Linked DNA regions of Homo sapiens: all the other regions are linked to region 1. Evidence: chromatin loops called from intact Hi-C (ENCODE). Cell type or tissue: PC-9. All regions are shown on one strand. Links, peaks and the distances in the headings refer to the core of each region. The heading gives the core; the rest is flanking DNA. Region 1 overlaps HIVEP2 (HIVEP zinc finger 2). Region 2 overlaps HIVEP2 (HIVEP zinc finger 2). Region 3 overlaps HIVEP2 (HIVEP zinc finger 2).

Region 1 (5,771 bases), core at 316-5,315:
GGTGATAAAGCAGTCAGGGTGTTTTCCATTGGGTACAGAGACACATTTCAGCTCTGTTTTTTTCACAAGAGATAATGAAAAGAAATTAATGGATAATTGGCAAAAAAAAAAAGTTTACTGAGCAAAAAACACTAATAAACATTAATAATATTTTTTTTAATTCAAAAGGAAATAAAAAGATTACCATCTGTTGCTATACTGGACAGATTTTTAATATTTTTCTTAAGTGTTGATGAGTATATAATTGGAATGACAAGTCTGAAAATTGGCTTTTTTAAAAAGTTTTCCACAGAACAGATGACAAAACAGTGGTGAGGATCCACAAACTGGTTCCTCCAATGTGTAAGACATTGGTCTAAAGGAATGCATTCCTGCTAAGAGATACTCAATGCAGAAGGCCAGCTTCTCCATCCAATAACAAACCAAGTCCATTTAAGTCTTACATCAATAATAATTTTTTAAAGGAAACTATCCATCATAGAAGTAGTTAACATTATTTCAGACAGTTAACAACTTATATTCGACTCTATACTGTGAACCAAAGATGACTGCATCTTAATTCTTTTGTTCATATTATCATTTCCACCTCAATATCTTCTTGGCAATCAATGAATTAAGGATGCTTAAAATGTTCAGCCAGAATTTCAGATTTCATAGTCCTAGTCCTGAAAATGGAGAATTTATTTTCTATACTGTTTCTGTAGTGAAATACAACTTAGATTGTCAGATTATCAGGTTTTAATATTATCATATTTTAATTAATGTGATTCATTCTTTAATGGATTGTCATCTAAAAAGGACTTCATTTATTTTTCTATTTTTTGAGAACCAAAGATAGATAGATAGATATAAACCCATACAGTATGGTAGTAGTCCAGGATAGAGCCAAAGAAACTGTTCTATTTCAAGAGTTTCAGTTCTAAAACTCAAGGTATGCTCTGCAGCATTAAAGATTCATCCAGTTCTATCTAGATTATGATTTCTGCTACTCTCTAAGATGCTTAGCCCTTACCCTTCTCTGTGATATATCATATGCAAGCTGGAAACATGGATTCTCCTGAAAGTGTGAGTGAAACGGTGCAATCATTAACACTATCGTTACCACGACCTCATAAGCTGGGAAAGGTGGGAATTTTACGGTATGAGAATCATTTAAATTCTGCACATAGACAAAATCCCCCTTGTATTTAATCAGGTTTGGAAAAGGCACGTCTCCTTCATCAAACACCAGTTTGGGAGGAAGACCTGTAATGCCTACAGTAACGATCTTTGAAGATAATCAAGTACGTTTTCTTTTAATCACAGCAATCACAGATTCAAAGTTTAAAATAAAACCGAGCTTGGTTATTTTTCTGTTTTACTTCTGGCTGCTATTCCATGACCTCCATTGCATACAACCAGTCAGAATGTGGATCTGTGGGGAAACCAAGGAAGTGGAACAGAAGTCAGAGAGAGAGAGAGATGTCCTATTACGTAAACTGACTTGAGATCCCCAAATCCAGGCTGACAAATGGAGTCATGAATTGTCCTCTAAAACTACAATAATACTCAGCATGTTCTAAATCCAATAAAATCTTATTAGTGCTACTAATGAAAGTTTCAAATTCAGCCCTTCACTGATTTTAACCACAGAGCTACGTGTACAAGTAGAATTTCTACCATGTGGCCACTTCCACTGCTCCAAGCCCCACCAGGCATTTCTACACATCCTCTCTCCTCTCATTCACCCCTTCTTCATCCTCCAAAGAAACTCCCAATAAGTTTTCTCTACTTTGGTTTTTACTCCATTTGCAATCCTATTGTTTTGTAATTTGGGCCTTATAAATGTGGTGGACAAACTTCCATCTTACTTAAATCTCAGTAAGAAAATTTTGTCGTGGAAAAACAAATAGTGAATTCAAATGTAGATTATGTTAAGTGCATATGTATGTATAGACACATATACACATATGTACAAATGTACATACACAGATATCTATATACACATCTATACGCCATGTACCAGATCTATTACCCTACGCATCTCTTCAACAGTATGGCAGTAGGGACCTCTAGATGCAAATGATGAGAGGGAGGTAGAAGAGCAAGAGCCTCCTTGGGGGCAGCAGGGAGCAGAGAAGGAGAAGTGACCCATTTGTGCTCAGTCACTGGCTGGGGCTGCAGGGAGAGCATGGCTTTGGCTTCAAAACAGTCCTGTCCTGAAGGTGCTGACATGCCAGCAGGAGGCTTGTCTGCCCACTACATTCCTTACAGCTGAATGGCACGTTCTTTCAGGAACAAAAATCTGCATGGGCCACCTCCCTGGCTGCCAGAAACAAATTAAAAAACTGTGGTCAAGAGGTTAAGTGACTCGCCCAAGATCACACAGATAACAAGGGATAGGAATGAATGTTGACTGTTTCCCTAGACACAATCTTCATCTACACTACATACTGAGGGCCTGGACACACCTTTGTTTCTCTTCCTGCTACCTATCTACAAAAGCTTTAAAATGGAAAAGGAAATTTATTTATCAAAAAAAAAAAGATAAGGCCACAGCCATAATATTATTTCATCCTCAACCTCGAACCATGCGTAGTAGACCCTCAAAAATTCAGTAGATACTGAATAAATGGATAAAAGATACCTTATCTATCTATCTATCTATCTATCTATCTATCTATCTATCTATCCGTCCATCCATCTGTCTTAAAATTAAAACTAACAGGGGCACTGGAGCACTTCTACCTCCTTCTCATCATTTGTGTCTAGAGCTCCTTACTGCCACACTGTTGAAGAGATGAGTGGGGTAATAGAACTGGTATATAGATGTATATATAGATGTCTGTGTAGGTACATTTGTACATATGTGTATATGTGTGCATACATATATATGCACATACACTTAACACAATCTGCATTTGAATTCATTCATTTCTTCCCAACCTGTGTTGGCTATGATCACCATTACTCCAAACGCAGGCAGAATATGACTGGGCTGTAAGGTCCCTTCACACCACAGTCAGTGTCCTGTGGTGTGAGAAAGCATAAAGTGGGCAGTGCTTGGGACGAACTGTCCCTACATCAGGGAGGATTCCCAGATCTGTTCCCTCATACCATGTGAACAATGCAGCAGGCTATACATCCTCTAAAGAGAATTAAACTGGGTAACAGGCCAAAAGCATCATAAATGATAAAGTTTAATAACACTATGAAATATAACCATGATCAGCCAGGTGCGATGGCTCACACCTGTAATCCCAGCACTTTGGGAGGCCGAGGCAGGCGGATCATGAGGTCAAGAAATCGAGACCATCCTGGCCAACATGGTGAAACCATGTTTCTACTAAAAATACAAAAATTAGCTGGGTGTGGTGGCACGTGCCTATAGGCCCAGCTGCTTGGGAGGCTGAAGCAGAGAATTGCTTGAACCCAGGAGGTGGAGGTTGCAGTAAGCCAAGGTCGTGCCACTGCACTCCAGCCTGGCGACAGAGCGAGACTCCATCTCAAAATAATAATAATACCCATGATCAGATATTTAAAAAAAAATGAAACAAAACAAAAACACATCAAAAAAACTTGTACAAACTCAGTGACTACTAAAACTCATCTCTCTCTAACTTTCTGGGCATGTATCTAAAAATCAGATGAACTCCCTTAGTCCACTCTTCCAATTCCTTTGCCTAACTTGACTGTGGGTTGCTATAAATTTTTACAACCACAGCATGTTTGCGATAAAGGCTTACTTTTTCTGACTGAAGAATCGCATGTTTGCAGTTGACTGAACATGCACCACTGTTTCACAAATGCCACACTCTCAATCCACCTGGCCAATGCTAGAACACAAGCTGCAGGGATGGCAGGGAGAGGCTCATCTAACACACTCTGCCAGCATCACTGCGTGTATACCAGAGAAAGCATGTGTCATCCCAGACTTGGTATCCCATGATCCAGGAGATTTACAGTTCTCTATTCATGCTGCAATGGCATAAACTGCAGAAGATCCCTCTTTCCTACTTTTGCTAAGGCACCAAAACCTGTGGAAATGTATCTCTTTTTCTTATTAGCTTGCTAATTTGTTAGCTTGGTAAACAACATCCCAATTGCTATATATGTTTCTGCAGGAATTGCTTCATCAAGATGAAGTTGGTACCAGACTTGTGAAAAGATGGTGCTGGGGATGGGGACAGGAATGCAGCAGCTTTCCTAAAGTGAAAAAATGACAGGCTGAGCTCAGGATTCAGGGTGGTGGAAGGTGATGAGAGGGAGAAAATTGGCTGCCAGGGCAGTGATAAAACAGAGCTGGGAGCTGGCAGTGTCTCCTCTGGCTGTGAAGGATGGTGCTGATGCACTTGACACAGAGATCCGGAGCAAGGGAGTACAACAAAGAGTAGAAACCAGGAAATCAAAACACATTCAAGGCAGACAGATTCCAAAGGTATCATGCCTCTGTCTATGCTAAGTGCATGCTTTATTCATTTTTTAAAATCCTACACAAACTGAAAGAGACATCACAGTCTACTGAGCCGTGGAATTAGGCAGGACAGGTGCTTTTATATGAATTTGTATTAAACCTACTGCTTAAATGTAATCCATGGTGGTTACTGTTATCTTCACTTATAATGAAGGCATATCATAGAAATCTCTGCACATTCTCACTTAGCTCTCCTGATTTCCCGTTCTCCTTGGGCCCACGCTTCCACTGAGCAAGTGCACTTGATAGTAGTAATGGCAAGAAAAGCAGACAGGCTCATGTCTTTGATTTATAAACATGCCGAGTGTGTCATTCTCTCCTCTCCCTGGCCCTGACCAGTTTCACATGTCCCCTCATGATGGGCAAGGTAGAGTTTATTAAAAAAAGGAGTTTTTGAGGCCAGGCGCAGTGGCTCATGTCTGTAATCCTAGCACTTTGGGAGGCCGAGGCAGGCAGATCACTTGAGTTCAGGAGTTCGAGACCAGCCTGGCCAACATGGTGAAACCCTGCCTCTACCAATAAATACAAAAATTAGCCAGGTGTGGTGATACACGCCTGTAGTCCCAGCTTCTCGGGAGGCTGAGATGGGAGAATCGCTTCAACCTGGGAGGCGGAGGTTGTAGTGAGCCAAAGTCGTGCCACTGCACTCCAGCCTGGGTGAAAGAGTGAGACCCTGTCTCAAAAAAAATAAATAAAATAAAAATTTTAAAAATAAAAGTTTTGGAAAGTCAAGGTTAACAGCTGAATCAGAATCCTTACCTGGTGATGAGTTATATAAGTGATGCCTAAATGTCCCTGTGAGTGTATGTCCATGCAGTCATGGCATTCTAAAGGTTCATCTTTTTTACTTACAAAAAGGCTTCAGCTTACGTCTATCATTAGTTAAGTTTAGAAAGCCTTCAGAAAGGCCTCACCTGTTCCCACTGGGAATGCACTGCTGCTCTGATGCAATACTACACTTTAGGTAATGCCACAGCCATGTTACTGACAATAGCATATGACAAAAATGTCTCCCCGCTATTTTCATTAGCCAGATTCACTCCACCCATGACAGATACCCATGTTCTACTAAACTTCACACCAGTGCATTATCAGGAGGACCAATGTGCTTCCACTTATGTATTAGAAAGAAAAGTGGATTATACTTACAGGAGGCCCCAATACAATTGGCTCTGCTTGCAAATACTGTCCCATGGACAATGGTGGGTTATGGTATAAAGCCCTTCTGGGAGATGGCGCTCTTATTGTGGTCATGTATCTTCTCTCTCTTCTAGGAGAGAGGTCTCTTCTTGCTGTGATATCTTTCCCAGGAGACACT
Region 2 (5,771 bases), core at 677-5,676, 82 kb after region 1:
CAATTTAAATGTCACTTAACACTTAGGATACTTTGGAAATAACTGTAAAAGCCAAACTTGGGAGTAGATGGAAAATTAAATGTTGCAAATAAAGACATTTAAGTTAGTGGTTCAGATTATTAATTTCATCTTCTAACATTTATTATAGCTATTGAAAAAATTAAGGCTTTGCTTTTCACACTTTTAAATATATGTCTTCCTAATGGGTTTTTCATCTAACTGCCTCATATCCCTTTAATTATCCAAAACTTTTTCCAAACAGCACCATGTGCCCATAACAATGAAAATTATTGGTGGCAAATGAAGACTGAACCATGAACCTTACGGGCCAAATGAAAAGGGGTCTCTGGAATGTCCACACTTGATATTTCTACACTCACTGGATGCTCAAAAGCTACACTAGCATATCAAGTTCTTAGGCAGTGGAGATTATTTTAGACAAAGGGAGATTATTTTAGACAAAGCTTAGGGCAGTTGTTGGCACTACATAAACTACAACGCTATCGCTAAAAAACCACCTGACATCATCTTGTCTTAAGATGTTCACAGGTAAAGCAGACACTATTAGTGGGTTTAGTTTAGAAGCTGTCTTCCCAGATGATTAGACACTTTCCTCTCTTGTTCGTTATCAGTCATCAGGTTTTAAAATAGCTCCAGTTTATTTGGAGGAAAATTAAGTAACAAGCTGTACAATTTTAGAATCATGAATAACATTTAGAATTTCAGAAATTCAAATCTTGTGACCTAAATTAGGAATACAATTTTTTTTTCCAATTTTTCTTTACTGTGTAAAGGGTTAATTAAAGTATGAGTTTGCTTGGATTTTTTAAAAAAATTACCAAGCCCTAAAATCAGTATCATATAAATTTCTGATGCCAAAAATCTGTTTGACAGAGCAGGCTTTACTATACTGACATTTTAACAGTAGCCAAAGTCCTGTTCCCACTAAATTCTGTCTTGGCAGCACCAATAATTTGCTAAAAGCCTAAACTCCTCCTGGTAACTAATGTGTTCTCAACCTCAGGAGCTTTCCACAGCAGCACAGTGCAACAAGGAAGCTGAATCCATCAAGTCCTTCCTTAAGATTTCTATTCTTATTACAGAAATCATGATTTCTATAAAATGAGAATGGTTTAAAATACAGAAAGATGCTAATTTACTTCAAATGTTCATTACATCTTAGATGTGAATCTGACAAAATGCAATAAAACTACATATAAAAACCTTATTCAAAGTAAAATCTGATATTTTTACATTACTTCAAGATTATAATAAGCAAATCATCATTAATACATCAAATAAAATAATCTGGTTTCGAACTATAAATGACAACATTTTCTAATCTTCAGCTAAAATCAGACATTTCCAGAAATGCAATAAAGTATGAATATTTTCATTTAGATAATATCCAAAACATCTATCACAGGTTTCAAGAGCCTCAAATAATTACTGTCAAAATTTCACATAAAGCTCATTTAATATTGTGCTTGAGGAATCTTTCCAATAACTTTGAAATCAAACCATATAGAAAGCACTTGGCTTGACTTACCTAGTGGCTGTATGTTAAAGCATCGGTAAAAGAGCATTCCAACCAAATCAATTCACTTAATTTTTCAAGTAGATCTGATTACTATGGTCTTTTAAAAAATTCAAAGGCTCCACCTAATGAGAAAAAAACAAAGAACTACATTTAAACCGGAGCGTGATTATAGGAGCTATACATTAATAACACAAAAATCAAATCCAGAGTATTATGATATTATACTATCTTTTCCTACGTTACTGTGCTACTTAAAGCTATCAAACAACAAAAGCGTCTAGGAATTAAGTTAAATTTTCCAGTTTGGGGTAAAATGAATGTTCAAGCATAGAGAAAACAATAAAAGAATACAACAAAGTGTGAGAACAGAAGAGTTTGTTATTGGCAGGTGGAAATAATGGTTATACAATGTCAGTTAAGACATTAAAATTAGAGATGGGGGAAAATGCAATTTATTGCTTTGGAATTATACTCATTGATTCTTCTAATTTACTTATGCAATGAAAATTTGTAGGTGACAGTTCCTGAAAGCCATTAAGCCCTAGCTACATGCAATCTCTGTTGAGAAATAGAAACTAATATCTAGACAGATCATTTAAACATAAAAATGGTCAAGAAGTCTTGGAGATAATTCACTGGCATGGATTTCCAAATCATTCTGAGAATGTTACACCTTGTCTCCACAGAAAGTGTTTACTCTCCTAAGGACTCACAAATAGCTTAATTATTATTTATAAATAATATTGGTTTATTCCATTCACTTTGCCAGTAGAACCACTTTTCCTGAATTTCAAACATTAAATTACTATCTCAGCTCTAAGAGAAAGTTTGAGAGAAAGCAAGCATTAACTTAACTAGAGAGAGAGCCTAAAATGAATGCTAGAGGGTTGAGCAGAAGAGTGAAATAGAAAATTGGACAGTTTCTAGCTACTCCCAAATTAGGTCTTCCCAAGGTAGACTTAGTATGTTCAAACATACTAATATTTCAAAAAGTCTCTGAACATCAAACACAATCATATTCAAGTGAAAGTTCAAAAACTTATTCCAAAGCCATAAGCACAAGATTTTTTAATTGTGCAATTTGAAATTGGCCATGCACTGCCACTCCCCCAAACCCACTAACCACATTAACAAAATTAATTGATAATCTCAGTATTAAAAAATAAAGGTTGAAACAGATGTTATCCACTAGTATTAGAAGGTAGTTGCTCCAGAAAAGAACAAAACAAAAGATGTTGCTAACAATAGAGAAGACAAATAGCAGTAACTATACATACTAACTAGAAATCCATGTAGTCATGGGAAATATGTTTTCACTTTCAAGAAAACCTGTGTCTAGATTCTAGTCTTACTGCTATTCAAGAAACAATTATTTAGGAAACTCATTTGGACATGGTCTCAAAAGACTTCTTCATTAACAGAGATAAATAATCTTTATTCCAGGGTTCTTGCCATAAACATGACAAGACAAATGTCAAATGGTTTGGTTATTTAAAATTACACTGAATCAACAAACACAATCACCTGAACAATGAACTGCAAAATGATTCAACACACACATTTTTCGCATTTGAATATCTAGAGCGGCGAAAATATTTCTGTACTTTTCCTAACATTTTATGCAAAAGTTACAAAGCCTCTCTCAAATAATATTTGGTAGCTAGCTTCATAATACCACTTCTCAATACTTCCCAGGATGGTTTCGTGCAGAAGCTAGCATAACTTTTCTTTCTGTTAGTCACTTTCCAAGAAAGAGGTAGGGCACTCCCTTCAAGATGCAGGACAAACTTCAAGATTCTTAAAAATCCTTTCTCATTGATTTCTCGATGTACAATGTAAAACTGACTTACGCAAAAGTCTTTTTCAGTCCCTCTTCATTTCTTAGGTAGGGTATTGTTTTCTAAAATTATGTAATTCTTGCCTCGTAAGAGGTCTTCCATTTCCTAAGACAACCAGTCATTAAGCAATATGTTAAAAGGTTTTTCACCTGTATTGCAGCAACTATGCTCTCATTTCTAACTGGTTGTCTAAGTGGTCAGTGACTTCAATCTACTTAGGAATTTTTCAGTGTTCCCATAGAGTACCTAAAAGTGGTAGTAATGGACACCTCATATCAAAGTTCAAAAGCACTAAGTACAAAATATATTAGTCACCCATATGGATGATTCAGCTAAATGACTGTACTGATTAGCCCAGAAGAAGCAGATCTGTTGCCTGTGCAACAGGTAAGCCTCGCGTACAAACCACAATATAATATTTATTTAGAAATGTTCACTTCCTTAAAAATAACCACATATAATGAAAGGAAAATAAACACACGATGGTAAATGGCCTACAATCGCTACACCATACAGCAGTGCAACACCTCAAATAATTTTATAACCTGATGAAAGTCACTGACTCTAAACTTCCTTACTTTTAATTTGTTTGTATTGCCTGCCTTACCAACCTGGGCAGGGGTTGGGGGTTGGGGGAGGGACTCTTAGTGTTTTTTGGCTCTATCAGAAAATCTAAGGACATCTGACCTTTGTATTTCAGTTATATGTTACATGGTCTAAACAATGGAGCAATTTATCATTAGCTAATATTTGATCATGCTTGTCACCAATTGGTTTGTTTCAGTTATTCGCATGTAATAAATCAGATGTACACACAATGCTGGGCTTGAGTGACTTTCTCTAGCTGAGTGGTCTACCGGGAGTAGTACACAGGAACCATGCTCCCTGAGTTCACCAGGACACTCCCTGGGAGCAGTTGAATTGATCATACTGTTGCAATACTGATCACAGTAAATGAGCTTTTTGAGGAGCCCTCTAGAGTAGCAACCACACTCTCGAGTAAGCCTGTGTATCATAATGTCTCTATAGACCTAAATAACTCTTTTAATAGTCATCAAACACTCTCCTTTCATTGACAATGAAACTGAAGCCCAGAAGGTCACTTGCAAAAGGTCATGCAACTAGAAGCAGTTTTCCTGAATACTATTCTACTGTTTTCCCCTTTGCATCGTAGAGCCACTGTGCCTCTCATAGGCAAAAATTCAATCATGGCTAGCAAGAGTTTACTGAACAGCAACTATGTTAAACTTGCTTATCAGCTTAGGATGGGAAGGAAAAGGGGAGAGTAATGAGTTCAGAGTGAGAGAGAACAGACCTCAAATACCACGGTCTCCAGAGTACCCCCTTCATCATGGTTACAATCAACTCGTCTCTTCACAAACCCAGTGGAGAAGTGGCCAATTAAAATAGGGAAATCAAGAATACCTTGACAAGTTATACGCCCAAGACATCTTAACTATTTTGTAGGGTTTCAAAGTGACTCTTGAAAAGCCCTCCCCTTGTGGCTAATTAGTACAGCTATCCTTATTTATTTTTTTTTTTTTAATATTTTTTTATTTATTTTAATATTAAATATTTTAATATTTAATATTTTATTAAAATATTATTATTTTAATATTTTTAATATTATTTTTCCTTATAAACACTTAAAACATTGATGACATTTTTAACCAGAAAAACACCATTTATCCCATTACCCAAACACAATCTTTTCATTTTTAAAAATTTTAATCTATTATTTGTCCCCATGTAAGCATATTTTCACTGAGATGTCCTCATAATGCACATATAATTGTGTATTCTGATTTTTTAATTTAACATTTCGTAAGTATGTTATTTCCATGAAATTCAGTTTTCATTTTTACTAGCCATATGATATTCCATAAAGCTAACATAAAGTCATTTCCTTCATCATTCCTATATGTGGCAACATTTCAAATGTTCTCACTAATTTTCAGTACCACCAATACTGTTTTTTCTTAGAATATTCTCAAAAATAGGATTATCAAATTGAAAGGCAAAAATATGTTTATAATGGACTTCATATTTATGGCCATATTGATTTCAAGAGATTGAAATTATCTACAAAGCCACCAGCAGTAGATGTGCATTCTACTTTCACCAAACTTCCTCACCATTGCATGTAATTAAAATTTCTTTTCAGAGGCTTATTTAATGTAATATGATATTTAAGGGTGTCATTTTTATTTTAATGGTGACCATAATTATTCTCTTATTTAAAAATTATTTTATTGTCTTTCACCTCTAATATAAAATGTATCTACTCACATAATTTGACTACCTTTAGGTCATAGTTCTTCTTATGAACTTAAATGACCCTTTATGTAATATATATTAATTTTTTATACATTTTTTCCTGTAAATTTGTTTTA
Region 3 (5,771 bases), core at 166-5,165, 150 kb after region 1:
AGAATAGATCATTTATCTTTGTAAACTCTACGAGAGTGCAGCTCAAAGTGTAAGGCTGAAAACAACATTTAGCTGTTGTGTAAGTGTCTGCAGGAACATAGCATCCTCCTCTCCCAGGCCTCTCATCAATAATCTTCTCCTACCACCACCGCAGCCATCTCTGATCCTGGGCAGGGGTTAAGTACAGAGGTGAAAGGAAAAGGGTGAAGATCTGTATTTAATAGCCTATTTCCTGGATCCCTAGTCTCTGAACCTAGTGGAGAGAATCACTGATACTCAACCTCAAGTTTTTGGTGAAATAAAAATGGTCTAAACCTTAATAGAGATGATTCTTAGTGGAGAGAAATCTATTAAGGTCTAAACCTTAATAAACCTTAATATAAGGTCTAAACCTTAATATAATGTTAACAATAAATCTTAATAAAAGGTCTAAACCTTAATAGAGATGATTCTCAGGATAGAGCAGAATATTCCATGTATCTCCTGGATTGGCTAAAGTGGAACAGAGCAAAAATAAACGTTTTTCAGATTGTGCTCTCATTTCTAAGATGCAGGACAGGAACGTGGGCAAATCAATAGTCAAGTGGTGATGCTGTCACTTTTGAATGAAGAAACTAAACAAAGGACTGGGGAAATTGACAAAGATGAGTATGGCTGCAAAGCACAGTGAGAGAAGAAACTTGACGTCTGAGAGTTGAGTGAGGGGCTGAGAAACTGTAGGCAGGAATACCCACTTCACCAATCACTCCACGCCACCTCACCACCCTGGGCCACACGGTATTTAAGTACAAGGCAGGACATCAGATGACCTACCGAAAGTACTCCTTGCACAGAGAAGAAAGCTGACTACGGCTCTTGCCAGCGCCTACTCTACATGAAGGCTGCAATTAAACAGCTCTCCCTGGAATAAGACTGTGGAAAGAAGCAGCCAAGTGCCCCCCTGAGACACACAGAAAAGCAATAACTATGTTGACATTCCAAGAAGAGAGAGGGAGAAGAGCATTTTTCTTGCAGTCTCATTCTTTAATTGCCTCTTCTGGCTTCCTTTCTGGAGAGAGAAGGGAGGTGGGTGATGGCGGCTGGATCATGTAAAAGACCAGAGTGCAGCTGATGTGAACTTCTATCAGGCCTCCTTGCACAAAGACCTTATTATAATACACACATAAAAATGCGTGGGCAAGTCTTGGAGGGTTGAGGTTTTTCCCCCCAAACTCACTCCCAGCCCCGTGCTTTGAATGCAGTTGTGTATACACACCCTCTGACAGAATAGGTTCTTCGTGTTGCCATGGAGCTGAAACCTCTGTAGTTTAGATGGAAGGATCACAGTGCTTTTATACTTCTAACAGCAGAGGTAAGAATCACTGCATAATATTAACTCCACTTTTATTTCAGATTTTCCGTTGCTCATCTTCGTATTCTGCGTGAACTCTATTTATATTTTTTTACTCCTTATAAAATTACCTCATAGAAGCTGCTAGCAAACTGATTCTTTTCTTTGTAAATCAATATGTCAAAACTTGAGTGCATACATGATGTGTGAGTTTTCCCCACTCCTGCCCTTTTTAACAGAGAAAATTTGTGACCTTATCACATCTAGGGGAGTTTATGAGAAATGCAAAGTACAAATCAATTCATAGCTAATAAATATGCTGTGAAACACATAAAACGTCGCATAACCAGTAAGTATTTTCTCTGATATGATAAACCTAAAGATTATTTATATTCTGATTACTATTTTTCAAATAGGTTTCAAGAATCAAAATCATATCTAGAACGCTTTTGCAAACATAGATATGCTTCTGCAAGTTCCTCTCAGATCTTGTTTCAAAACTTAGCTACTACCCTATTGTTTGGAAATCAAATAAAATAATCAAATGAAAGAAAAACAAAGTAATTTCCTAGCACAACCTCAATGTCTATGCTGCCCCTCCTTTTCAGATTTTGTACCTCCTAAGAAATCAGTGATTTGACTTCTGCAAAATCAAATGCAAAGGAGTTAAATAAAACAATTTTGATTTCCTACCTGGAAATATGCTTTTGGTCCTATCACACATTCTCATAATCTTGAGCCTCAATGTCTCAGGTAAATTCGCCAATCTGCCGACAAGAAGTTTTGTATTATGACTTCTCCTCCCACAGTGCATGCATTACAACTTGACTACGAAAATGACCTTCGTCTTAACCAGAACAGCAAAACTGAATCTATCGGTTTGAAAAAATGAGAGTGCAAACATGCGGAGGAGGAAGAGGCAAAACAGGTGGATAAAATGTTGCACTAAGCTACACACAATATTAGTGCTAGAGTGCTCTGCAAAATGAAATCTTAAGAATTAGAAAATAGTTTATGAGGAATAAAATAGTGATGGCACTAGATGATAACCCAAATAATAAAATAAATATCCATGAGTCCACACCAAAGTCAATCAATCAATCAATAAAATATGTAGATATTTCCTCCCTTCAAAGATAAAGCTTAATTCTTCTCCCCTTAGGTGTGGGCTGACTTCCAAAGAATAGAATACAGAGAGAGAAAAAGCAGTAACTTTACAATGGAAAAACCTGGCAGAGTCTACCATAACCAAGTGATCAAAGTTAATATTACCAGTGATAAGGCATGTTGATGTGACACAATTCCTAACATAATGTGATGAGATGGGAACCTCGCCTGGTGGTATTCTGCCCCCAAAACCCATAAGCCCAGACTACAAAATTCCTGGCCCATACTCTTCCAAAATGTCAATTCCATCTGAAACAAGTAGACTGTGCCATGGTACTATCATATTGTATCTTGTGTCATATTAAATATTTTTAAAGTGAGTAGCTAATTAATACCAAATAAACTTCTCAGGCAAACCAAACCATTCTTTAAAACAGTTAACAACCACTCAAATAGAATAGCCTTTTTAAGATAGTAATATTGTTTAGATAGGAATTTTTCTTCTTCTCTTTTGATGCTTTCAGAACACCTCAGTATGACATCTTCAAATGGTGTACACTTCAGTTTTTTCTTTGCTAAAGACAGTGTGTATATTTCCACTATGACTAGCAACAATGGTGCTTGTATTGATTGTTCTGGCAGCTATTTAAATAGGCTTGTTCTCTCCCTATCTCAATGGCCTCACAATGCTGATACTACAATGCTCAGGAACTTCTGAGCACCCTAGCCAGATGCCCCTTACTGCTTGTGGACAGGCATTCCCCAGCCTCTTGGCTGGGTGACAGCAACCACAGCAGCCCACAAGACGGGTGGAGAACCAATGAGTAAAATGATAAACATTTGTGATGAAACAGGATGTTGGAGACAGGGGGGTGAGGAGACAAAATATCTCAACGCTGAACTACTAACGCTACTTTGGAACTCCTAACAGTGTTCCCTTGTTGTAAAACTAGGAGCAGTAAACCGATATTTTTCTCTGGTGTTTTCTCCTTTATTATAATTAATTTCAGAATTACTGCTAAACAACACACCATTACCCAGGCACAGAACTTAAGACTGAGCTAACTGAACCACAAGCACTATACCCCCATAAATATTGTAAATGTTCATTGGAGACACTTAAACAATTATGTGAAAATAAAATGTTTTCTGGACACAGAACACAACATTTTCAATAGTTCAGCCCTTGCTGTTGATTGAATGTACACTTTAAACCACCATTTCCCTTCTTATCTATGCCAGTTAGTAAGCATAAATTTAAGAAACTCTGAAATAAACATAGTACTTCACTTATACAGTGTCCTGGACTTGGACTTCACTTTGATGGACTCTCAGTATGTAAGTAAATATCTCTTAAGTTGAAATTCTATTGAAACTATTCCCTGATTTCTGTACTTGGAGTACAATCATTTTGTTTTAATTGCTATGTATTGAAGAATCCACAAAATATTAATGTTATAACTATGTTATAATACTAATGCATTATGCATTCCTGCTCGACCCCATAAATTAATGTACCAGTACCATATATGCATATATACCAGTACAAAATTGCAGAAAAAAAATGACTCCGGTGGTTCCCATTAATTCACACACTAATTCTGATATCAAGGTTAACAAAACAAAACAAAAAGGTGAAATCACCACTATGGTGGTGCTCTCTTGGACTCCTTTTTAAAGAGTGTTATCAACAAGGATGTCTTCTTAGAGTCTACGATACTCATTTCTCTCATCCATTTCATTCTTGCTTTATTGCTAATGATTGCACCAAAACAAAGCAAATGATTGCACCAAAGCAAAAAAAAAAAAATTCCATCTTAGTAGCAATTTGATACTTTAAATAAATCTCTGAAAACCTTTTCCACCAGAAGTGTCCTAACAGTGACAGATCATTTTGCACTATATACACAGAGATGGAACACAGCTATGCACTGAGGAATATGGAGGGGGCAGGAAGTGACTGAGATGCAGCAAGCTCACTTACCTCAGACTAAACACAAAACTTCATAGCAATATTAAACCCAAATTTCCAGTCATTTTTAGACTTAAAAACCCAATTCAGCCTGTCTGAATTTCAACTCGTATTTGGCAAGTACCTCCAAATGAAAAAGTGGGAAATTACAAAGATGAATTTGAGGACACACATTCTACTTTTGTTCCCCACTTGTCACACTTATCCTCCCCAAATATTATTTACCCATCTGTTTTATACATTTACCTTTAAAAATCATTTCCGGAAAAATTAGTAATTAACATTTTGAAAACAATGCTAGAGTAAAAAGGTTACAGTGTCACATATACTTTCCTTTAACAATGTAAATTACATAGTTCCTTGTAAAGCTGTTGTTCATGTTGAACAACAGGACCTCAAACTTGAAAAGGCAAAATTAAGCCTATGAGAAAACACAGTAGGTGCAGTATCAGAGGTGAATGTGACATTTCATTCCAAGCACTATTGCACACACACAACTGATAAATTTCCTACCAGTACACTCAAGTCTAAATCATAATTCAATATGGATATTAGTCCATACTCTTTCTGAATGAAAATAAGGCAACCCAATGAAACTGATGACATGATCAAAAAAAGATAAACAGCCCTTTTTACCCTTTAAAAGAACAAAGGAACATAAGAATATTTCTATTAATACTGATATTTTAAAGCATAACACCATAACCTATATTACTCAGCAAGATCAGTTTATTATCCATTTGTTTTCATTTATCCCGAAGATCATTCTTAGTCTTTCTACTTGTATCAGTTCAATTTGTTATCCTCACACTATTATTATCAGTTAAGTAACCCTGGGTAAACTGTGGTTTTCATATCTATTGACCTGGGATAACACAGGCTGATATGTCATTAGCATAAGCTTGTCCTAACAAGTATGACTCCTCTCCTTTTAAGATTTGTTAAAACCGACTTAATTATATTTTCTTAACTATCTTGATGATTTGGGTTGCCCACTTACTTTATAATATTTTGGATATTACAATTTATCTTTTTAAACTAAGGGAAAACAACCTTTCATTCACTTTTTAAATCCTTCCTCCATTGTATGAAATATTGGAAGACATATTGAATTCCCATCTCTAAATAAGAGTTAAGAAAGATACTGCTCAACCATCTACCAATAAACTATTACCAGATAACTTAGGTTATTTTAAAATAATTATAAGATCAATTAAACCAATATAAAGAAAATCTTGAAATGCACTATAAATTCCAAAAGTGCATCCTGTTTACACAATAAGATCTGAGCCTCAGAAAAAGAAAACCAACAAGGCATGATTTAGGTAATCAATACGGGGGCCCACTAAAATGATTTCTGCA

What was found. Hi-C counts contacts between places; a loop is a spot of excess contacts. Peaks named below come from ENCODE experiments on the same cell type or tissue, not always from the same donor. Only the 100,000 strongest peaks of a DNase experiment are listed, where the experiment ranks them.
Region 2: it touches region 1 in a loop (6-fold over the local background); 4 of 110 quality-filtered maps call a loop at or near these places.
Region 3: a loop joins it to region 1, with 8 times the contacts of the local background. A loop is called at or near these places in 2 of 110 quality-filtered maps.

What each region holds. Positions count from the first base shown.
Region 1 is chr6:142,754,170-142,759,940 of GRCh38, forward strand. HIVEP2 (HIVEP zinc finger 2) reads right to left here. Exons shown (of 10, transcript NM_006734.4): 9 at 5,603-5,771. Among named protein-coding and RNA genes, the nearest start is that of HIVEP2, 190 kb to the right of the region's middle. In PC-9, for the core only: no CTCF peak of the experiment used is centred there; a DNase peak (open chromatin) is centred at 2,312; H3K27ac peaks cover 1,253 bases.
Region 2 is chr6:142,835,386-142,841,156 of GRCh38, forward strand. It overlaps HIVEP2 (HIVEP zinc finger 2), which reads right to left. Exons shown (of 10, transcript NM_006734.4): 2 at 1,550-1,662. Among named protein-coding and RNA genes, the nearest start is that of HIVEP2, 110 kb to the right of the region's middle. In PC-9, for the core only: no CTCF peak of the experiment used is centred there; DNase peaks (open chromatin) are centred at 3,656, 4,246 and 4,426; H3K4me3 peaks cover 1,297 bases; H3K27ac peaks cover 3,483 bases.
Region 3 is chr6:142,899,641-142,905,411 of GRCh38, forward strand. All of the region lies in intron 1 of HIVEP2 (HIVEP zinc finger 2), which reads right to left. Among named protein-coding and RNA genes, the nearest start is that of HIVEP2, 43 kb to the right of the region's middle. In PC-9, for the core only: no CTCF peak of the experiment used is centred there; a DNase peak (open chromatin) is centred at 3,211; H3K4me3 peaks cover 752 bases; H3K27ac peaks cover 2,296 bases.